Regions from separate parts of the Homo sapiens genome. Here region 2 is linked to region 1. A link is an interaction called in ENCODE POLR2A ChIA-PET data of the cell type or tissue named here. Cell type or tissue: MCF 10A. All regions are shown on one strand. Links, peaks and the distances in the headings refer to the core of each region. The heading gives the core; the rest is flanking DNA.

Evidence for each region. ChIA-PET counts read pairs that join two places held together with the same protein. Peaks named below come from ENCODE experiments on the same cell type or tissue, not always from the same donor. Only the 100,000 strongest peaks of a DNase experiment are listed, where the experiment ranks them.
Region 2: POLR2A ChIA-PET joins it to region 1 with 31 read pairs; 4 of 35 experiments call an interaction of 5 or more read pairs at or near these places.

Annotation. Positions count from the first base shown.
Region 1 is chr5:66,952,555-66,964,898 of GRCh38, reverse strand. All of the region lies in intron 4 of MAST4 (microtubule associated serine/threonine kinase family member 4), which reads right to left. Among named protein-coding and RNA genes, the nearest start is that of MAST4-AS1, 45 kb to the left of the region's middle. In MCF 10A, for the core only: no CTCF peak of the experiment used is centred there; DNase peaks (open chromatin) are centred at 5,738 and 6,108.
Region 2 is chr5:67,006,020-67,018,363 of GRCh38, reverse strand. All of the region lies in intron 4 of MAST4 (microtubule associated serine/threonine kinase family member 4), which reads right to left. Among named protein-coding and RNA genes, the nearest start is that of MAST4-AS1, 8.0 kb to the right of the region's middle. RefSeq lists a silencer at 3,049-3,343. In MCF 10A, for the core only: no CTCF peak of the experiment used is centred there; DNase peaks (open chromatin) are centred at 3,193, 5,903, 7,033, 7,403 and 1 weaker place.

The DNA of each region.
Region 1 (12,344 bases), core at 2,762-10,761:
TTATGAAATAAAAAATATTCATAAAAAAATTTAAGTTGCCCTTTGCATCAACGGATAATTTGATTCTACTTTCTTCCACAGGATTTTTTCTTTTTTGAGACGGAGTCTCACTCTTTCGCCCAGGCTGGAGTGCAGTGGCCAGATCTCAGCTCACTGCAAGCTCCGCCTCCCGAGTTCACGCCATTCTCCCGCCTCAGCCTCCCATGGGGTAGCTGGGACTAAGGCGCCCACCACCACGCCCGGCTAATTTTTTGTATGTTTAATAGAGACGGGGTTTCACCGTGTTAGCCAGGATGGTCTCAATCTCCTGACTTCGTGATCTGCCCGCCTCGACCTCCCAAAGTGCTGGGATTACAGGCATGAGCCACCGTGCCCAGCCCCATAGGATTAGGATTTTTAAAAAGGGGAAAGGGACGCTGGGTACACTATGTGTGTCTTCCGATTAGATACAGGAAGATTCACTATATCCATAAATAGTGAATTCATGAAAAGTCTATTAGAATATACATACCATAGATACTATAGTAGCAGTATTTTCTATCGTGTATTCTTATAACAAACTATGCTAAAATGTAAGAGTTCCTTGGGGATATTTCTCTAACAAACAGAGAAGAGTGAATATAATCAGCCTATGAGTGAGGGGGTAGGAGTATATACCTTGGAGTTCTAAAAAATGATTTAAAAAATATTAACACTTTAGACAATTTAAATACATTATCCTGTAAATAATAGTGTATAAAATAGTTTGAGGCAACAGGTATTATAATACTCTCATAGGAATTAGGAAATGTTTTCTAGAAACCAATAAATTATATCTTTATATTGATCAAAACTTACAGAATTCAGTGCAGATCATTCCCTAAGAAAGCAAAATGAAAAACTGTCACATATACACACACATTGAACAATGAGTCAAGAGACACCAAGTGAAATATGAGTAAATATGCTAAATAGAGTAAGTGATCAAGTAAGTCACCAAGTAAACAATTCAACCAGTTTCCTCACCCTGTGGATTGTGGATTGCAGAGTCTGAAGTAATCAAATGCTGGTGGTGGGAAATGGGGCAACAGAAAGACAAAGCAGCCCTGGGCAGGCCCTGGAGCATGCTTACCTCCAAAAGTGAAAGGCCAAGAGAGGACTACAAGGACTGCCTGGGCTGGATGGGGTTGGACTCAGGCTCCTGGGAGTGAGACTGAAAGTTAAAATAACGTCATTCCAAGTGGGAGAATTGATTGCAGTAAAAATAGCATAGCTCAGTTAAGGGACTGTGTTCCCTTTAGGCCAGAATCACTATGGCAAGCTTATCTACACCACTAGGTAATCATCTAATCACTTGCCCTTTTCAGCTCTAAAATACAGAACAAGTAAAATGCTTCCTGCTGAAATTTACATTTTAAAAACTACAGCTGCCATTTTTATTTGAGCCTTTTCTTTGTCACAAAGCAACTTGGCAGATAACTTTGACATGTGATTTTTGCATCAAAGAAAATCCAGTGCCATTTTATATTGAGTATATTTTATTCTAGATTAAGAAGACAATGCAAATAAAAATTTAGGTGAAATATCGTAGTTTTTACAAAGCAAAGCAACTAACATTTCCCCATAGGAAGATGCGTTTTTAAGCACTTTTGCAAGGAAAAACAAGTCTTCCTTATAACAAAGACCCAATATTTTATCTAATCCTCAGGGGCAATGATAAAAAGTGTTCCTATGCATATATTCAAAATAAATAATTTCAAAAATTATTACATGTAGTTATATATTATTTTATCTTCCAGAGAGGTCTTCTCAAATCCAACTGTCAATGAACCATTATAATCCCTGACCCCCCACTCCCCACCCACCCATCCAAACCACCATGATTATTCCAGCCAATTCTCAAATATTCATCACAGTGTGGTTGGAATAGAGTTCATTCATCTTTTTTCTTTCTGGCCTCATGTCTCTTTTTTTAGGGAGATAAAACTTAAATTAGATACAGTACAACAATTTAACCAATAGATCTAATAGATCTATTAAAGCATGGAGTTGATGCTAGTCAGTTACCAACTATTTTTACATGGCAAAATCAAAGTAAAAATTAGCTAAGTATTCTGTAGGTATTCTTGCCCCAACTCTAAGACTGAAGTGAGCAATAGAAACTCCTGCTATAGTGCAATGAGTTTCTTTCCTGTCTTTTGTTGTTGTTGTTGTTCTTTTTGAGACAAGGTTTCACTCTAGTCACCCAGGCTGGAGTGTAGTGGCTTACTGCAGCCTCCACCTCCTGGGCTCAAAGTGATCCTCCCACCTTGGCCTCCCAAGTAGCCAGGACTATAAGCACACACAACCATACCTGGCTAATTTTTGTATTTTTTGTAGAGATGGGGTTTCAAGATGTTGCTCAGCCTGATCTCAAACTCCTGGGCTCAAGTGATTCTCCTGCTTCAGCCTCTCGAAGTGCTGGGATTACAGGCGTAAGCCACCATGGCTGCCTTTTTACTTTTTTACAGATGGTGTCTCCATATGCCTCCCAGGCCGAACTTGAACTGCTGGGCTCAAGAGAGCTTTCCATCTCAGCATCCTGAGTAGCAAGAACTATGGGCATGCACCACCGTGCCTGGCTAGTGCAGAGAGTTTCTTAAAGAATGTTATTTTGCCTCTCCGCTGGACGATGGCTCTACACTGTATCATGTTTTCCTATCTCAGAGAATGAGGTCTTGAAACAGAGCTGCATTTTGGTTGATTCAAGCTGGTTGTGCTCTTCATTGGCACAGAGGGTTGGCAATGATGGCTAAAATCAGATTTGGGCTTACTATGGTTTGCAAATCCTAAATGCCATCCTTGTCTCCCATTATATGGATAATTGAGACTTGGCTGTATTTGTCTTAAACTAAAATATTAAATTATTGCTCAAATGCTCTAATTAAAAAATATAATGTTTCAACAGAGTAAAGTTTTATATCTTCTAAGACCATTCTCTGATTTGGTACCAGCACTTGTAATTAGTAAGGAATTATTTTCCTTATACACTCAGAGCATATTCAAAAGCTGCTGCTCTTAAACATGCTGTACTCTAACTTAGCAGCTCATTGGAAAGCTCTCAGGAATGTCCCCTGATATGTCCATCATTTTGTCTATGTACAGTCTTATCTATTCCTTCCTGTCCTAAAATCGGCATGCATAGGCACTAACACCATTCCCAGTCTCTATGCGGAAACACACATGATGAGTGCTACGAAGTGTCTATGTACCCAATTCTATACTTACAATGAAAAAAGAAAAAACAAAAAAATCTACCTTTCTCAGAAACTGGAAAGCCAGGCATAGGCTATTTAGGCATCATAAATTTCTGTATAAATTAACAACTTATTAATTTCTGAAATATATATTTGATGTCTCACACCTAAGATTTCAATATCTGAAACAGGAATCAGAAACTGCCCTGTGTTTACTGATAAATCCAATGGAAAATTCTAGATTGCATCTACAGAGCATAAAATAGGCTCATATAATACTCCACAGCTGCAGTGCTTATGGAATAAACTCTTCTGAAAGAAAAACAGTAATGTCTGATGAACATTCAAAAGCTGTTCTACACATTTGCTGTGTGAGTTAAGACTGTAAGATTCCCAGATAATTAAATTTATATACATTAAATCTGCTTTTAATAGAATCTGTGATAAGACTTTCCATTATAACATTCCTCTGCAGTGGCTAGAAGTTGAATTTACTCAAAGACTGCAGAATTAGCTTTCTCCATGAGTGAATGTAAAGTTAGCTATGTCCATTTTAGAGTAATTTTGCATTTCAAGGTAAACAAAATGTTCAAAGTAAATCACATACTAATACTACAATGATATTTAAGAGTGATTCTCTATTCCACTCTCACGCTCCCTAGGCAAACAGAATTACCTATTTTAAATGCACAGTAATATTTACCAAGATAAGAGGATAGAAGGAGGGGGCGTGGCCTGATACCAAAACAACATCCAAAGATCCCCTGTGTTTAGCTGACTGTTATGTCCTGTGTCGACGCTGGCAAGGTCATAAAACTCGTGGCATAATTCAGTCCTTCTAATCATAAAATGGAATGTTTGACACAGCTGAGTTCATATTTTTAAAAAGTTACTTTGAAGTGTCTCCTCTTAATGTAGACAAGATTGAGAAAAGAAAGAAAAAAAGTAAAGGAAGAAGAGGAAAGAAAGAAAAAGCCTAATGTGAAATGATATCTACTAAGTCCAAAGAAAACAACCAGGAAACAGCACAACAAAAAACAGAGGCAAAAGCAAAGCGGGAGGTTAATGCCCCTGGGTTTTAAACACAGAGCTATGGCTTAGTTATGCATTTCCAGCTAGAGAGAGGAGGGTTAAGTAGAAGAATGAGTGCATGCCACTAAAATATTCCACACAGATGGTGAGAGTTGAATGTTAGGGTGGGGGTGGAGATGGGAGAAATGTTAGGGCAATGGGTAAATACTATTCGTACCTCTAATATGAAGAATGTCACAGCTAGCAAGAAGGTTGTGAGAGCCCTCTAACTTTTTGTAAGTGAGTCCCTCATTAGTATAAAATCAGGGCACAATTTTAGAGCAAGGACTGATTAGAAAAGTATTCACTTCAGAATGTCATGCTTTTATTAATTAAGGAAATAATTTCTCTTGTATGATGCATCTACAAAATTCAAGAGGAATAATAAATCCTCAGAACCAAGCACAGTTCTCATTCTGCAGTCTCTTTCTGCAGACAGTCCAGTATGAGATTATTGGGACTGTACAGAATTCACTGAAATGTAATTTTATATCTGTGCTGTAAGTTAGAAAGAGGGATATTTATGTTTGTCTACCGGATTTATATTTTACTGTTTATTATTTTAAGTGTGACAGCACAGACTAACTCACAGCTTCTGCATCTTTGACTAACAGATTTAAAATAAAAATTTGCTGACACTTCCTGCATCACAGATGTCTAACTTCTGCGCCACAAATTAGATGTGGACATGTTCATGTAGCTACATCACATCACAAGGCAGTCAGATGAGTTAATGGGTTAAAAAAAAAAACAGCTAAGCAAACACACAGCTCAACTAGGTAAACACATTGCATGCAGTGGCTGGAGATTCTGCAGAGAGGATTCTAAATGTACCACAGTTCATTAATATTCTGTTGCACAGATAAAACATGGATCACATCTAATGAACGTCACAAATAACCCTTCTCTTGCACTCTAATCCATTGTAATGTCTTCTATTATTCAATGCAGACAGAGGCCTTTCTTTAGAAAAAGGCAACATAGGGATAAACAAACAGTAAGAGAGAAGGAGAAAAAGACAGATACACCATGGCCTACTGATACATTCTTTCACAATGAGCTGTTAAGATGTTTCCAGAACTGGGGTTTAGTAACTTTAAATATGCAGCAATGCTTTTCCTCTGACTGCAATGCAAAATGCTGGTCTGGGTGTCCACATTAGCTGAAACCAAATGCCATGCATTTAAGACATGTTCCTCCACCTCACACTGCAGTGCTCTGAGGCTGTCAGTACAAACAAATGCTAAATAGCTATTGGTCGCCAGAAAGCGAGTGCCATGCAGAAAGCATTAAAATATTAAAGACAGACAATACTTACTCCAAGGTCAGCCCCGGAATCTGTAGCCTTTCCCGCTGGGCTTTCATGGTTGTTATATGTTAGCACACTCTATTGTAACCATGACACACACTCCCTGCCAGCGTCCCGGTGATGACAGAGAGCCAAACCGAACCTCTCTAAAGGACTGGACTAACACTCTCTCGAGGGGGAGGGGGAGGCTGCAAGTTTGGGTCCTTCCACCTCTAGCCGTAATCAAGAGATGTCAGCTGCTTTCCTCAGGTTAACGGCAGTGCACACTGCACTGATTTTGTTAAAGGAACGAGGCTTGCAGCTCTGCATATCAAGTAATTGGTTTCTGATTTTTTTTTTTTTTTTTAAAGAAAGTCGCTCTACTCACAGACCCACTTTTCACCTCAGTGAAATGAAAAGTCCTTTTCACCCTGCAGACTGGGGCAAAAAAATAAAGCAACAGTGTCATACTTGTAAAAGAGTTTATCTCAGCACACGTCAACTATTCCCCACCTCCCTGTGATGCTCTCGAATAGAATTCAGCCACCCTGAGGAGGCTCATCTTACACTTCCCTTGGTGGAGTTAACTAAATCACTCATAGTCCCCAAGAAATAAATGAGGAATAGTGCCACATAAAAATAATTAGATCTTTCTCTATATATGGCAATCATCAGAACGAGGAATAAACTAACTGCATTAATTTGGGGGAAGTCAGACTCCGTTGTGCCGCAAAGACTTGTGTGAACAGGCAAACCCGATGATAGGAAACTACCAACTGGAAATGCAAGAGATAGGCACTTGGATTTTTATTTTCGAAAAGCTCATTTTTAAGATCGCAGTGCTGTATACTTTACAAAAGCAATCTAATATGAATAAGGAGGGAAAGAAAGAACATGAATTTTGAAAGCCTGAAAGTTTCATCTTGTATTTATTAAAAGAACCTAATTTTTCACAGCATTCATAACTTGGAACTAAGTGTACTTCCATTGTAGTGTATGAAGAACGTAACTGACTCACTTCCTCTAATGCATTTTAAAATGTTTTAAAACTTGGCAACCCCTGGTTTGTTGAAAAGAAACACTAGAACAAATTAGAGCTTTATTTTATCAAGAATTCTAATTTTCAAGTACTACAAGGCATCTCTTTCTCTTTCTCTCTCTTTCTCTCTCTCTCTTTCTCTTTCACACATACACACACACACAAAGAGAGAGAGAGAGACAGAGCCAAACTGCGGTAAAATAGCAAGTATATTCAAGCAGTTATATTTCAAAGGCTATGAAGTCAAACTCTGTCTTTTTACAGATGAAGAAACTGAGGGCACACAGTTGGCGGCTATAATAGGATTAGATCCTGGTCTGTAAATTTACTCTTATCCCAGAGGTCTGCCTAAGCAGGGATGCCACAGGTAGCTGTTCAGGTTGTGCCCTGGGCAAGGAGGGAAGTAGGAACCAACATCTGGTCTGCTTTCCATGGTTTTATGCCTGCACCTGGCTCTGGGCTGCTTCCACTCCATTTTTCTCATTTTCACGAAGTCTCCCTCAGCTCTGTGCCCTTCTGGAGGGCTACCTGTTTCTAACTCCACAAAGGTGCATATGGGCCAGTGGAGGTTTATAGGATACTCTCAGAACTCTTTTCTACATCCTTAACTATCAACTTGCTCTGGGGCATTTGTTAATGCCCATTGTTAACTAGGTACCAGCTTATCTCTCAGTGTGAGCTCACAGAACCAACCAATCCTCTTATCCTTTGGAGGTAACAAATCCATACTTGAAATATAGTCACTGACTCCACAGAGAGGCAGCTAGAGATGTAAAAAGTAATTGTAATTTAGTAGAAAAAAGCATCACAAAAGGAAATACTAAAAAGATATAATGGATCCCAGCTACTCAGAAGGTTGAGGCGGGAAGACGGTTTGAGTCCAGCAGTTTTGAGACCAGCCTGGGCAACACAGCAAGACTCCATCTCAAACAAACAAACAAGATATAATGGAACACAAAAAAGAGGCCTCAACTTTCCTTAGGAAAGTTGGTCGGGGAAAGTTCGAAAGCATGGGTGTCACAGCCAGATTATGATAAACAAAGAAAAGAAAAAAATCAGTTACCACCCTATAACAAAAAATAAAGCGAAATCCACAAATTCTTTAACTTTTAAAGTAGACCTTCATCTCAGGAAACACATTAGAATATTATTCAATAGCCTTCTACACACAGATCTTCTGAAGTAAACTTCAGTTCCATATAGCCAATGGACTACAATACATTTTCACTTCAGTTTCCTTTTACTACCCCTAATTTAACATACCCAAAAGAAAACTCACCATCCTGCCCTCCAAAACTCCAAAATAAGCCTCCTTTCAATGTAAAATATCCAGAATGCCACCATTCTTTCCACCTAATGTCAAAATACATTGACCCAAAATACATTGTATCTTGGCTAGATTATTCCTAAATGGTCTACTTCCTCCCTGGTACCCTCTACACCTTGGTGACCACATAAACTCCAGAGTGATCTCTTTCAGAATGTGTCACTCTTCTGTTCAAAATCCTCCAACAGCTTCCCTGTGAGTAAAAGCCACAAATTTAGGACATTTGGCCCCATATGGGATAATCAAGCATCAATAGGAACAACAATGGTAATGTATTACAACACATCAAATGTTTAAAGTCACGAGTTCAAGAAGAGAAAATTACGTCACCTTGAGGGGATGCTAGAGAACTGCTGCAGTAATCTTGAAAACTGATACAGGGGAAGAATCAAGCACATCCCCTGCATTCCCTATGAGTTACACCTCACAGATGGGGAAATCATTCACTTTATAGATGCATTCCAATTGGTGAATAAAGGGGGAACTGCGGTCGTAAAATATCAAAATTTTGTAGACTCTAAAGAACCCCAGGGAATCTAAGCCATGATCATCAGTGACTGCTGACATCACAAAGAGAGAAACCCTGGACGTTGTGAACTTCTCAAGACAACACACATGAAGTAGTCTTACCAAAAAGACTCCAGCACCCCTGGATACAACTAAGCCTCTACATCGAAATATCAAGTTACAGGTTAGAGACAAGGGAATGTGTTAAACAATATCACAGAGACGTGATCAGCAAAAGCTAGATACGAAAGTCAGAACAAATGACCTGGTTTCTTAAAATTTTAATGGGGGAGGGGGAAGATGGAAAGGGAACCCAAAGTTTAAAAGAAGGCCAGGCACAGTGGCTCATGCCTGTAATTCCAGCATGTTGGGAGGCTGAGGTGGGAGGATTACTTAAGGCCAGGAGCTCGAGACCAGCATGGACAACATAGCAAGACCCTGTCTTTACCAAAAAACAAACAAACAAACAAAAAAAAAAACCTTAAAAGACATATCAACTAATTGTAATATATGAACTTTTTAATGGGTCCTGATATCAAACTAATAAAACTATAAACAAACACACACATAATCAGGCATTTAGGAAATAATCAGCATGATATTGTGTATGTACACACTTCAGCCTGAAATATATATTGAGTATATGTATATACTTGTGTGCATATATATACACACATGGTTTGGATATCTGATAAAACTAGCCAATCATTTTAAAGTATAATATTGGACCATGATCACCTTTAATTCCCTTTCATAGACACATACAAAAATATTTACATATGAAGTAATACATATAGAGTTTGCTTCCAAATGATCTGGGGAGGGAGAGTAAGAGTATATAAAATTAAAGTGGCTTTGGTTACTATTTATTAAACTTGGGTAATAGGCAAATAAGGGGTTCATTATACTATTCTCTGTACTTCAGTGTATGTTTGAAATTTTGTCTTATAAAAAATTGAAGAAGAGTCTCACCAGGCCTCTAAAGCTCCATATGGTATGTTCATACCACACCTCCACATCCCCTCTTCTACAGCTCCCTCCCTGACACTCCTCACTACCCTTCACATATACCAAGCACACTCCTGCCTCTTGCCCTTTGCACTTACAGTTCCCACTGCCTAGAACTCTTCTCCCCTGACATGTCCAAACATCCTGCTCCTGAACTTCCTTTACATCTTGCTTGACCCTATTTGAAAACACAAGGCTCCCTCATCTAGTGTTTCTTTTTTTTTTTTTTTCTGAGACAAGGTTTCACTCTGTCGCCCAGGCTGGAGTCCAATGGCACTATTACGGCTCACTGCAACCTCTGCCTCCACCTCCTGGATTCAAACAATCCTCTCATCTCAGCCTCCTGAGCAACTGGGACCACAGACACATTCCACCATGCCCAGCTAATTTTTGTGTGTGTATTTTTTGTAGAGATGGGTTTCACTATGTTGCCCAGGCTGGTCTCAAACTCCTGGACTCAAGTGATCCACCCACCTCGGCCTCTCAAAGTGCTAGGATTACAGGCATAAGCCAGTATATCTGGCCTTTCTCCCTTTTTTTTTTGAGACAGAGTCTTGCTCTGTTGCCCAGGCTGGAGTGCAGTAGCGTGATCTCGGCTCACTGCAACCTCCATCTCCAGGGTTCAAGCGATTCTCCTATCTCAGTCTCCTGAGTAGCTGGAACTACAGGCACATGTCATCACACGCAGCTAATTTTTATATTTTCAGTAGAGATGGGGTCTCACCATGTTGGCCAGGGTTGTCTTGAACTCCTGGGCTCATGTGATCCTCCCGCCTCAGCCTCCCAAAGTGCTGGGATCACATGTGTGAGACACCACGCCCAGGCTTTCTTCTCATCTTGATGTATTTTTCACCTAACATATATTTATTTATTGTCTGTCTTCCCCTATCAGAGTGTAGGCTCCAAGAAGGCAAGTGTGTTGTGTGTTGTTTATAGCTGTTTAATCCCAGTGCCAAGAGCAGCCCACATAAATATTCAATAAATATGTGCTGAAAATGAATGAATGACCCTCCCTATATTGCAGAAACCACCAATTCAGGAGATTTTTCATTGTTTAAATAATTGTAGCTCACCACAGTGTTACATAACTAAACAGTGTCAGAGCAATGACCTCAAAGAGTGGTCTTAAGAAAATGGAGAATTGGGACATGTTCAGATACCACATGAAGACCCAGAAAAGACCTTTGCCGGCTGGAAGGCATACATCATGGACTAGCTGTATACATGTGTGTGCAGAAGAGGAACCTAAGGCTACACTAGAGTAGTGTGATATATTTTTATCAGTAGAGGTGGGTGGGTTGTGGGGGGACATTGGTTTAAACCACAGTACTTCGATATGACTGAGAAGACATATATATATGACAAGGTGGAAGTTAAGGAGTCTTCCCTACCACTGCTGCATTAATGGTGGAAATATGGGGTTTAAACAAACCCAGAGGAATGGTTTAAGGCTAGATCTCTTCTATGCATTCTCTAGAGTAGTGGTTCTCAACCAGGTTTTGCAATGTCTGAAGACATTTTTGGTTTTACCCTTTGCAGCAGGGAATAAGGGGGTTGCTGCTATTGGCATATAGTGAGTAGAGGCCAGGGATGCCGCTGAACATCCTATAGCACACAGATATTGCCCCACAACAAAGAATTATCCAGCCCCAAATCAAAAGTGCTATTCTAGAAATCTTGCTCTAGAGACAAGGGTCAATTTCTGCAGGACCCTCGGCATCACTGACTAGTTTTAACATGTCGATTCTGATTTCATTGCACTTAAATGGGGCAAGGGAGGAGCACTCGAACTGTTTTGCTTCTCATGCCACATTTCTTCTCGGGGAATATTACTTTAGTGTATGTATATACTTCTGTCCCGTTTTCAGGAGGAATGGCTTTTTATAGACAGAGCCTCAGACTGTCTCTAAGTTACAGAAACCTAATTATCAGGGTCTCCATGCCATACAGGAACAGCAACCTAGATATGGAATTCTTAAAAGCAATATGATCCAAACTACATACAAAATAAGCTTCACCACTGCTTATTTTGAGGGCACAGTTAAATAGGCTGACATAAGAGTAAAGCCAGTTGTATGTGTCTGAGGCACCTGGGCAGACAGGATTTAAACGTACGAGTTTTGATTTCTCAGATGAAATTCAAGGGACAGATCTCCCCAATGCAATATTTTCTCACCTCTTTCCTTTCTAGATCCAAGGTATCCATAAGGAACACACAAAATCTTAGGGCAATCGTGTTCCCTGAATGTTCAATTATTTATATATTCTTAAAAAGTGTGCATGGTTGAGGAAAACTTTCAAAGAAGGTGAATGTGTATGTGCTCTCTAACCACTCACATAAGCCAGCAAAGGTTAGATGAAGTTATTAACATTGTCATTGTCTCAACAGCTCATATCGTTCATTTAATACACTTTTATTCAGCAGCCCCTGTTCTAGGTGTGGTGATACAGCAGTGGATGAGACAGAAAGGTACATCTATAGAGTCTCCATTTATCAGGGAAAATAAATAAAGACACACATAAGGTCATTTCTGATAATGACAGGTACTCCCATCACAGGATGATGGGCAGTGGGTCAGGGAACAGACAGTATCTTTAGATCGGGCTGGGAAGATGAGATGATGGGCAAGCTTCATCTGCAGGATGAAAATTGCCAGGTCATGAGAGTCGGGGAAAGAGTGCTGCAGGCAAAGGGAGCAGCGATTGTAAAGTCTCTGACGGTGGAACAAGGCAGGCTCATTCAATGCACATCAGAAAGGCCGTGTGTGTGATGAAGTCATTGAACAAATCTTTAGTGAGAATTATACAATGCATGGCATTATCAGGGATGCAAAGATGAACCATATGCAAGTTTGGGTCTCAAGGATTGTATCATTTGGCGAAGCAGGG
Region 2 (12,344 bases), core at 2,043-10,042, 54 kb before region 1:
AGACAATGCTCTCCCTAAATTGCCTAGGCTGGTCTTGAACTCCAGGGCTCAAATGACCCTCCTGCCTCTCAAAAGTGCTGGAATTACAGGCATAAGCAACTGTGTCTGTCCAAACGAGCTATTACATATTAACAGTAGACCACACAATTTAGTTTGCTTATCTTTCAAGTATCCCATTCTGATGCATTTTTCTGGTACTTCACTTGACAATATCACCATGTAATCTAACTATGTGTTAATCATTTCCTCATAAAAATGATTTTTAAAGAGGATGACACAGTGTACCATAGTATCCTAGATGGAATAGAAAAAGGATATTAGGAAAAAATTGTGAAATATTAGTAAAATGTAAAGCTTAGTTGTAAAATAGGAAAGGAGAGCAAAACAAAATGTCTTATTCTAATCATATATTAGCATTATCAAACTGCTCAATCTATGTAAAATTTTTTGAGGTAATAGAAATACTTGGCCGGGTGCGGTGGTTCACGCCTGCAATCCCTGCACTTTGGGAGGCCGAGGTGGCCGGATCACAAGGTTAGGAGTTCCAGATCAGCCTGACCAACATGAAGAAACCCCGTCTCTACTAAAAACACGAAAATTAGCTGGGCATAGTGGCGCACACCTGTAAGCTACTCGGGAGGCCGAGGCAGGCGAATCACTTGAACCTGGGAGGCAGAGGTTGCACTGAGCTGAGATCACACCATTGCACTCCAGCCTGGGTGACAGGGTGAGAGTCTGTCTCAAAAAAAAAAAAAAAAGAAAAGAAAAAAGAAAGAAAGAAATACTCTATATCTTTCCTTGTATGTTAGCTACATAACTTTGTTAAAACTTATTGAACTACATACCTGAAAAAGGATGATTTTACCATGTGTAAATTGTATCTCAATAAACTTGTCTCAACAAAACAAAACTAACACCTAGTTGCCTGATACAAGTGGTAAACCCTGTGTCAGTACACATCTGAGTAACTCTTAGGCCTAGGTTAATAGTAATAAGACACACTTTCTTTAACCCTTAACAAAGTTCCTAAAGGGAAGACTTCTTTCATTCCGTCCTTAGGTAGGGGCAGCTATTCCTCAAAAACAGCTCACATATTGTATCACCAAAAGCTAAGAGATGGCCAGTAAAGTTTTTCTGTGTGTGTGTGGTTTAGAGAATTCTGGACACAATATTTGTGTCCTTTGTGTGTTGTAGATTATTTATAGTCTATTCTTATGCAATTGTTTTATGTATTACAAAGCAGTTACTTTTTCGTTCTCTAAACACAGCAATTTTCTCAAAGGAAAAGGTGTATTTGAGTGCCATCGAGTCATCTCCTCCTTAAAAACAGTTAGCAATAGCACCTTCAAGACGAATTATTACATTTTTTAAAAGGAAAGAAGCCTATAAGTAAATCATCTCTAAAATCTCCCAACAGATATTTTCTGGCATACCCATTGTATTGCCATCCATAATCAGAAAGAATTTTTGTCCTTTCTAAGGGATGAACTATATGCATTATTACAAGATCGGCATGGATTTTGAAATGTGTAGATAACATATACACTTATGTGAATGTGCAGGATTTTATAATACATACAGGGAAAGCTCAGGAAAATAAGCCTGAGTGCATGGGGTGTTAATCATTCAAAGGCCTGGAAGACAGCAGCTGTGCAGAGCGACACCATAAGTAAAGCTTCAATTTAAAAGCACAAACCCATTTAAATACCATCATAAACTGTGATACTTTAAGATGAGGAAATTACAGCAGAATACATTTACAATTTCCATTAATAGGAAAGAGAATCAGCAGGTAGCAATCTTAAAACAAAGTAAAACCTACTTCTATTTTTCACTCTCTTCCCTCAGACAGCAGCAGCATTTTCTGTACCAAAGATCAAAATTATCAGAGCTCTATATTCTACAAATATCTTTTGAATTGCCAAGAGGGTACTGTCCTATAAAATTAAAAAGGTACTAAAATCTTGCTTTACAAATATTATTTTCAGTAATTAGAATGTTGTTGGAGCTGTATTTCTTTTGGCCATAAGATAGTAAAGTTTTTATCCAAATTCACTACTCACTAGTGGTGAGATTTAGGGACAGTTAAGTAATTTCTCTAATCCTCAATTTTTTCATCTGTATAATAAATATAATAACATATTCTTCACAGAATTGTTGTGAGGATTAAATGAGACTATATCAAACTGTCTCCACAGATATCCTCCCCCTCCCTCCTCCTCGGCTGATGTTGGCAGATCTACCAGTTACCGCATGTTACTCTAATTCTTTGTATTACTGTCTAAAGCCCACTAGATTGAGCTACTTGAAGAAAAGGATCATGCTATACATATCTTTGTTTCCCAGGTGATAATCATAGCCCTGGTCACATAAAAGGTACTCAATAAATATTTGGCATACAAATGAAAAAATGACGTGATGTGATAAATCCTCAGACCCTGTTCACAGAAGCCAAACTTAGCCAAACTAGGTTATCAGGTTATCAGGTTTCAGAGAGTGATTCAGCCTCATCCACAAGCTCCCAAAGCAGTAAAAGGGTCACAGAGAGATGCATGACTCATAAATAGCCCCTCCAAGTATTTGTAAATGTAATTAACTTCCCATGTTTCAGAGGTTAATCGTCCAGCTCTTGGTTTCTCTGTCTTTTGGCCGAATTTATAATCACTTGACTCCTCTTTAGTGCTCCTCTTTAGGCAGCCAAAGAAAAGGAACTGAAAGTGGAGATATATAGCCTTCGGGACTCGGAACTACTCCCTCCCAGTCCAATCCCTAAGATAATCTTAAGAAATTCAGTCTAGGACTAGACGGCAAAAACAAAACAGAGCAAAGCACAAACAATTACTTTTGTCTAATAGCCTTAACATATACTTAAGATAAATACACACCTGAGACTTCCCAACAAAATCCATAAATGTTGGGCCATGAATCCCCTCCAAACATGTTAGTTTCTCTATTAAAAAGCTTTGAAATCAAACCTGTTAAGTGGCTGAAGGAACAGCTACAAGCCACTGCCTGCTGGACACACCTATAAGAATGGAAGGTTTGAAAAGCAGGGGTTGTTTCTTCAGCTCCAGGCTGGGCATGCCACTTACATGGGAACTAAAGAACTGGCTTAAAACGAGGACTATAATCTTTCTGGAACAATAGGTCATGACGAGCTTCCTTAATGCCAAAATAAGTGTTTAGAAGTAACTTCTGCTAACTGAAAAAAAGTATAAAGGGCATATATATTTACTCTGGCTGGAATACAACATTTCTGAATATGTTTATCAGTGCCAAGAGTCAGAACCCTTTTCCCTCATGGATTTCCAACCTGGGACCCATTCCATGGAATGTCTCTATATCCGAGAAATGGCATAAAGAAGTTGTATCATATTAATAGCTAACCAGTTCAGTATCTGTTCTCTTTGACCTCTAAATCACCCTAGATCTGATGTGAGAAGGTAGACTAATTGTAAGGTTAAATCTCAAAAGGTAAGAAAAACCACAATTGCTCTTGATTAAAGAGCTTCCTCTACAAGAAGCCATCAAATAATACATAATCACAATGTTATAGAAAAATGAAGTCTACCTGCTAAAATGGCATTTTGGCCATGGCTATGCTGGTAAAATAGCATTAAAAGCAGTAAGATCCAAGAACTGGACTGAAGAGAGCAGGTCTCTGATCTTAAGCCTGGATTCCAATGTTAAGAAAGTCACTATTGATTTTTCACTTTAAAAATCCTTGATTTCAAAGGCTAACCTGCCTGAACTTCACAGGAGAGAAGGCATCTATTGAGAAAGAATGCTACAAATAAGTTTTACAGGCCACACAGTAAAAATACGGCAACTTTTATTCCACGGTTCAAATACGTAACCCCAGACATCAAATCCTAAAACATATAGGAAATTATGATTCATACGCTTAGAGGCTTATTTTGCAGAATCCATAACAAGAACTATTACCTAAAGCACCCAAATTATCCCACATCTGTTTAGCTCCACTGGTCACTAAGGCCATTTGACATCAAAGATGAGAAATCCTTCTGCTTAGGGACCTACTATGGAAATGCGAACTTAAAATCATCCATTCAACTTGCCAAGGCAACTGATGTGCCTATCAATTGTTTTGCCACATGCCTGCCCTTTGCAGTGGTTGAGCAAGCCTAGGTTAATTTTACAATAAACCAGTTTTTGGGTTAGCAAATTACTTGTGTTTATCTGGAAGGGTACTAGGATAGGGAATAGTTAAGTAGATAAAATCAGTCCTTACATGGAAAAAAAAAAAATCTGACATAGCTTCAGTAGCTCCAGTACTTAGTTCCTGATCTAGGTAATCTATTTGGAAAAGTCTTTGATTTTTGTATCAAAAGTCTTGAGATTAGCCAAGTGAAAGTAATATTTTTACAGGAATTATATCTCAAGTTCCAAGATCAACAAGCCACTCAAATCAGACATAAGAAATAACATTACATAATAGCCACTTAATGCCTATTGTTTTACAGTAACAAAGGCTTCATTTACCATATTTCCTCGAGTGCTTTATTCAGCTGGCAGTTTTTCCCATGCCAAACATAATTTTTTCCCTCAACCCCTTCATACATCTATAAAAGTAAAACATTTTATACTTATACTTTTTAAATTATTATAATTCCCAATTTAAATATATCCATCCTATTGCATTTTAGAAAACATTAATGTGAAAGGGGCATAAGTGATTTTTATGTAAGCTATGGATCCAGTGATTTTCTACAGATTTCATAGCTGAGAAATTTGTCAATGACTACATAATATTCCAATAACGACTCTTAAGGAAGAAACCCAGTAAAGCGTGAGACATAAACATACACTGTAACATTTAAAATTAGATAGAATAAAGCATACTTCTTTACAGCTTTTATTTTGTTTGATAGCTTCAACAAATACTCATGTGGCAAAATGGGCCTGGTAAATCCATCAGCTTTCTTCCCCTTCTAATTCTATGACCCTAAGAGACCTCAGCAAATTTCACATTTTCAGTTTCTCATTCCCTCCACCTAGGTTTTTCACTCAGAACCCAATATACTACCTCTAAAAGATACTGCCACTTGAACTTCCATGTCAGGTTAGAAACTTTCCAGGGGCACAAGGTGCTGGTACTTACTTTGAACAGCTAAAAGCTTATTCAAGAACTTCAGAATAAAAATGGTGGTTGGCCTACCAGATGTCAAGATCTGCATTTTGCTTGTACTACTGCCTGCAATTACAGTTTGCTAAGAGCCCCCAAACTCTGACAAAATCAGTCACTGATAAATGTAGGACCACAAAGCAGAATGTAAAAATTCCCAGGATTCTATAATAAAGTAAGCAATGGGGTGCTTCAGATAAGAGATATACAGTAATGACTGCCTATTCTTCTTACCAATCTATTTTACCTTCAAGTACTGATCAAAGCCTAAATTCTCTGCTATGGTCTTTTTTCTTTAAAATAAAACCATGATATGTCAGTTGTGATATTAGTATAATTACCTTCTCAAATAGGCATGTCCAATAGACATTAATGTAGCTAAAATTCCCACAGGTCCTTTTATTGTATTAATAAGGTTTAAGATCAACATTTTCAGAATTTACAACCAAGTTCCTAGTGGAATTTTTTTCTTTTCTTTTTTTCTATCTGCCTGGAAATAAGGACAGTACCAGAACTACAATGTATGAACTTTTGAGATCTATCTAGTTACAAAATGTACCACATTATCACAAAAACCAAGTTCCTACTGATAGAGACTGACTCTACTTTTAGTAGACAATTTTATGCACACTTTGTATCTACTTTCATCTAGGTAGCCCCAGGACCATTTTAATATCTTGGCTCTACTATGTAAGTTTCAAAAGGATTACTCAGTTACCATGATGTCACTCCCAAATGACTAGTTACAGGTAGTGAAGACAGCTCAGATTAACATAACATGCTTACTCACACTAGAGATGGGTGTGTATGGAGGGTGAGGCTGGGGTCCAGGGCCTCCAGTTTCCATCTGTGTGAGACACCAGCTATTTCCATTTCAACCAACGGAAGAAGGACTTTCCCAAATTATTCAGATAGAGTCCTATTCCAAGCTTCCTCTTCTATGGGCCATCTCCACACAGGAATTCAAATGATTCCTTGACCCCAACACCTGTCAATCTTTAACCCAGAAGGCAAATGGTCTCTATCTTGAAGCTTACGATTCCTGTTTAAAGGTATTACTTGAGCTTCTGATAACAGGATAGATGTGTAAAGAGAAGCAAGCAAAACCATTAGAGAATATAATGTTCTACCCATCACTGTGCACTTATCAATATACTACTCCCACCACTGCCTTGAGTGAAGACACACACAGAAACACACTCTCTCTCACACACACACAATAGCAGTGAATAGACCATGCCTCCCCATGCAGCATATGCTCCATAATTCTTATGTTTTATTTTTAATGAATTTCTTTTGAAATCTACTTTTTGCACTCTCACACATTTCTCTCTCCCTTCTCTCTCACTCTTTCCTCGCTTCCTCCCTCCCCCTTGTCTCACAAAAGACCTACATATTCCAGGGGCAAAACAGTCTGTGATCTCCTACTGTAAGTTTCACACTAGAAGCTAAAAGCAACATTTTTGAACTGTGCATATTTCTGCTTCCATCCTTTGTATCTGGTAAGCCTTAGATGCCCAGAATCTGCGAATGCTGCCACAGTTGGGACAGCCAGGCTCTCAACAGGAGCCACTCAGCTGCTGGAAGCTCTGGGCTTGGAGCTCAGTTTTCTCCTCTGCTCTAGGGGTATCCCTGACCAGGCTGGGGGAGAGGCGGTCAGGAGCAAGGGCAGCCCAGGTTACTGGACGGCGTCATGGAATATTAGCAACGTGAGAGCTAACTAGAAATGACAGAAGGACTGAAGGGGCAAGCCCTGCATGATTTGTAAGTCTGTCCTGCCTGCAGAAGACACAGTCAAGAGCATAAAGAAAGTACAAGGATGAAAGGAAGCAACTACGAAACAGGCCTGGGCAAAGCAAGGAGTGGGAGGAAATGGGCTCAGGGACTCAGGGAGGGGCAGAGCCTGCAGGTCAGGCGTGGAGAGGAGGAGAGGAGCAACAAGTGGGGCCAGGCTTCAGTCTCCTGTGGACTAGGCTGCAGGGGAGGGGCTGGGGTACCAGGGCCTCAGGAGGAGAGCAAGAGGTGGTGTGTGGGAGCCAGAGACGCTCGGTCAGGGCTTTACAGTAAGAGAAACTCCAAACCTAAACATGTCACAAAGGAACAGTCATAAGGCTACGGAAGAAATTTGAGCTTCCAGAGGGAGGTGAAAAGGAAACTGTCATTGCCAATTTGGGCAATGAAGCAGACAACAAAGTGAGCAACAGTGAGTAAGGGGATATGATTCAGGGAGGAGGGCTGACGGGCCAGCCACGAATGTGCAGAGGCAAGGCCATCATAGCTGCGCTGCTGCTGTATTTAGCTGCCCACAGAGAGTGGCCACCACCCCTGTTCTCCAAGTCCTTGCTTCACTCTCTCCTGGGTTATGACACCCCCACCCTGGGGCACCTGTTCATGCTCAAGTCATCCATGAGTTTCCAGTTGCCAGATGCAACACACACCTTCACTTCAACTCTCTGTGGAGTGCTGGGGGTGTTGACCATTTTCCTCCTGGGATTTCCAGGACAGCACCCTCCTGGTCCCCTCCCTTTATAGGGGACTTTTTCCGACTAAGTCTCCTTTCCTGTACCTCGCTGCATTTCTGCCCACTCCTTAAGCGGGGTATCTTTAATTCTCCCATGTATTAATCTGATGTATTTCTCAGATGGTCTTAATAGTAAGTCCCGTGTTTATTATTTTGGCACAGCCTGCCTGAGTGCCCTGGATTTATGTACTCAGCTGCCTGCCTAGGGGGCTCTTTCTTTCCAGTCTCAGTGCCTTCGATGTTCCCAGATGCCTGTCCCCAAACTCCTCCCATGATGGCTCTTTCTCATCCTTGAGGGCTCCCTTAAATATTACCTTCTCGAAAGACCTTCCCTGACCACGTTATCTGAAGTAACTCCCATCATCACCCCACAGGGTTATGTTCTCATCTCGGCTCTTGCTTACAGCCATTGGAATACTGACCACATTGGCAATTGACTTAGTTGGATACTTGTTTATTGGTGAGGCCTAAGTACTCATCTATCTCATTTATCACTGTGTCCCTTGACCAGCATGGGATACACGTTTGGGATACTGGCTGAATGAAGGAATAAATATCCCGTGGTATTCAGTGCACAACAGATCTTCAATAAATGTGAATAACTGAGCTTTAGGGGAAAAAAGGGGCAAGTATAATATAGGTTCTTGTGTTTTCCCCGCCTCACTCTCATAAGTACAGGTGGTTCCTCCCTCTTCCTGGTTCCTGGAGTCAAAAACCCCAGGGCCATCATGGAATATTTCTTCTTCTCTCAGAGTCAATGGCTCATCAACTTCTATCAACGTCATATCCTTCATATCTCTCAAAGGCACAATCTCACTTCATTCTTTATCTAGCCCTGCAAAATCTTTTAAACAGACTACCCCAAGAACTTATTAACTGGCTTGCAGGTCTCACCCCCACTCCCAGACCTAAACCCCAGTGTGGCTAGACATGTCTTCCCAGCACAGGATCAAAACCAAACTCCCTCATATGCCAAGCGCCTCAGCTCTCCTCCGCAGCTTCACCACCCACTACTCATCTTCATTTGTAATGACAGCAGTAATATTAACAGCTAAAATTTATTGAGAATTTTTACATGCCAGTCATTTCATTAAGCATTTTACACATATGAATGCATTTTAATCTTTACAACAATCCTATAAGATAAATACTTATCCCTATTTTATAGACGGAGCAAGTGAAGTCCAAAGTTAACATAACCAATCTCATACAGTCAAGATGTTAACCCAGGTAAATGGGCTTCAGAACGACCCTCTTAACCACTGTGCAGTACTGCCCCTTCCAACTCTCTGCTTCAGCAATACTAAGCCATGTCTAGTTCCTGGAACTCTGTGTTGCCAAGGTCACCAGGCCTTTGTACACACCATTTATCCTGCCCCTTGGAAAGGCTCTGTTCTTCACTTTCGTCAACAGCAAATATCTTTCAAAACCTTTTCTATGTGGTGTCTCTTCTGGTTCCCTGAGACCAAATTCTCTCTTACTCACTGAGCTTATATGTGAGCTCCTATGGCTTATATGTACCTTGTAAATACTTCTTGATTGTCCTGGTTTGCAATGATTCATTTACTTGTCTTCATTGAAAGCATGCCTACAGCTTTCAAAATTGGGTCACAGTGCCCAGGTACACAATAGGTGCTTAATAAATGTGGAGTTAATTGGGATTTGGGTAAAAGGGGTGAGTACAGGTTTACTAACACCTGGAATACCAGGGCAAGAGGGAAGAGGATTCTCTATAGTTCTCATAGTCATGACATATATTCATGAGCAAAACAAAGGAAAAACTCATCAAACACTACAGATGTATCTGAAGGGAAGATGCCGAATGCATAAAAAATTCAATACATCCTGACAACTACAGGATTTAGTTTAAGATCCCTGAAGGTACCTGCTGTTCATAGCAATTACTGAGTAATGTGAATTCTGCAAAAAACAACTACCAAAATAAAAACCCCAAAAACTTCTTTTTTGGTTCTCAGAAAAAGACATTTGGAAACTTGCTCAAAGTGATGAACTGAGTCACAAACTACCCATCGGCGTGGAAAATGGTTTTATTGATTTAGGCATCATCAAGGTTGAAAGATTATCATTAAGCAAAATGAAAACATGACAGATTTCTAAACATTAAGGTTAAAACACAAGCATCTTCTGGATTCTCAAGACTGCACTTCAGCAAAACTAAAGGCCCAACTCAAAACTTAGCAGCAACATTTAGAAATCAATTGTAGCCCTTTCCTTAAGGTGTGACAGAGAGCAGATATAATTAAAAGAGAAGCTTGATTCGTTTCCCCCAAAAGTTTTTCATCCAATGGGCAAAGAAAAGATGCTATAAACATAAGCAGTGACATGAATGCAGGCCAACTAATTTCCATTCTGAGTTGTGAGAGGATCCTCAATGAATGGAATAGCCACAGACCTATGAAACTGAAAATCTCTGAAACATGCAATCATTACTTCAGTCTAAAGCAACAAGTTTTCGTATAAAGTCTCTTCATTTATGCCTAGGTTTCTGTCCCTCAAAGCAGCAGGTGAATGGCTGTACTGAGACTACCTTGAGGAAATGAGGGGAAGGGAGAGGAGGACAAAGCCAGTTATATAGAAGGAACTATTTCCAATGGAACATGTAAGCTATACAGCAACAGAGTAGACAAAAGCCAGTGTGCATCCCAACAATCTCATGTCTGCCATGGTCAAGACAAAAGAGAATGAAGGGCATAATATACTGTCCTTGGGACGTAGCACAAGGGACAGAGTCTTTCAGTTCATCAGTACTGTGTCATCTTTGAGAATCTAGGCCTGAGAGTATGTCTGTAGGCTTCTTTCCTCAGGAACCCCAAGAGTTACAGGCACAAGTAGGGCTGTAGGTTTTAAGAAAAACCTTCAATATTTTTCTCTGAGAGTACAAACTAACAAACCAGCATCACATTGAACTATAAGGCAAACGTAATGTAGCAAACCAAAAGTTTCCATGATGACAATTTCTACCATAATAAAGGTTTAAGGTAAGAGTCTGAAACCATTCAAGCTCTCGTTTAAGTGTGACAAACATTCTATCCTTATGAGTTCTAAGATGCTCATTCATAGGCTCAAAGCTGAATTTTACTTTGATAGATGCAAGAAGCTGATATTAAAGAAAAAGCTAAGATAAAGTCCTCCAGATTACAATGTTAATCAGAACAAACAGATGGGATAAAATATTCAAAATGAACAATCTGTCACACAAGTCAGCAAGTGTGCAGGAGAGGAACTAAGTTTGGGAATGAGAGATATCTCAAGGGTTAAGGCATATCTGACTGATGATGACAGCAAGGTGTCCTCACCTGGACACTGGGGACACCCTTATCGAGGATGGCAAAACAGAACAACTTGCGAACAGAAAGGTCCTTTGGAAAGGAGAAAAACTACTCAGCCCGGTAAGGTACAGCATTAGACTTGGAAAAGGAAACAGGATTTAGAACAGTTAAGGGGCATCTCAAAAGTAGAAGTCACAATGTAAGCACATGTTTCATGTCCTTAGGGAAGGACATGGAGCCAGAATTGATCACTGTATAATAACAGGATGCAATAGCCACATACATTGCCCTGGAGATGAGGATACCTAGCCTTCTGAATCTACATAATAAATATAAAGCAATGCTAGCCCTTTGAGACAGACAATGACTCGATGGATGTAGAGATGATCTTTGGGATGTTTATTTCCAAACTGCAAAACCTGAAAATCTCCAGCAACAAACAGGCTGTCATAACCTTTACTCTTAAAAGGGGGAGAAGAAAATCCCCTTCCCTCTCTATTTTGCCAAATTGAAGATACGGTTTCATGACTTGGGGTGGAAACAGCCCACCCAATGCTCTCCCATTTTACTGGGAAGAATTCAGGTTTCCTTAGAATCTAGGCTCTCTGTCAGTGTGAGCTGTCTGAATTGGAGTGTTCAGGCTGGACAGGTACTGCCCTAAAGCCAGGCTCAGAGCAGCCTGAGAATCCTCCTGCATCTGACTCTCTCCAATAATACTATCAACAGGTAGGTAGGAAGAAGAAAGGCTCCAACTGCTCTACGGGTTCAGACACACACATACGATGCCAGAACAGACTTCTCTCCCTAAGAACTGGTTCCAGGTAAGAGTAGAGGCTGTACCGCAGCCAGGACTACACAACTCAGAAATATTTAAGGGATTCTGTCCAGCTGAAATGGTAAGAAATCATACGAATTATCACCATGTTGAGCAGTGGCCTAGTTCATGTGTAGCATGTATCTCTCTTCAACTTTATTAGTTGTCTTGGAGGTTTGGTGCATGGTTGACACAACTTGATGAGCAATACTACAAAATGAGCAATACTACAAGAGAGGGTCTCTGACCATATATGGCAGAACGAGAAAAACATAGTCACATTACTTAAAAGGTACAACTTCAGAATCCAACATAGTTTAGTGGTATCAACACTTCAAACTGCATCAAAAAGCAAATATGACTTTGAAACCTGCCAGATGTCTCTCTCATACACACAGGTGCACATGTGATTTGTGTGTGCACCCATGTATATAAACAGTGTATGTGAGTATTCCAGGATGTTTCTGAAATGTAAGAAACCATGAAAAACTTCAAAAGGAAAAACTAAGTTTTCTAAAGTATCACATATCCACATTTATACTACAAAAAGTTACAGGTATAACCAAAAAGAAC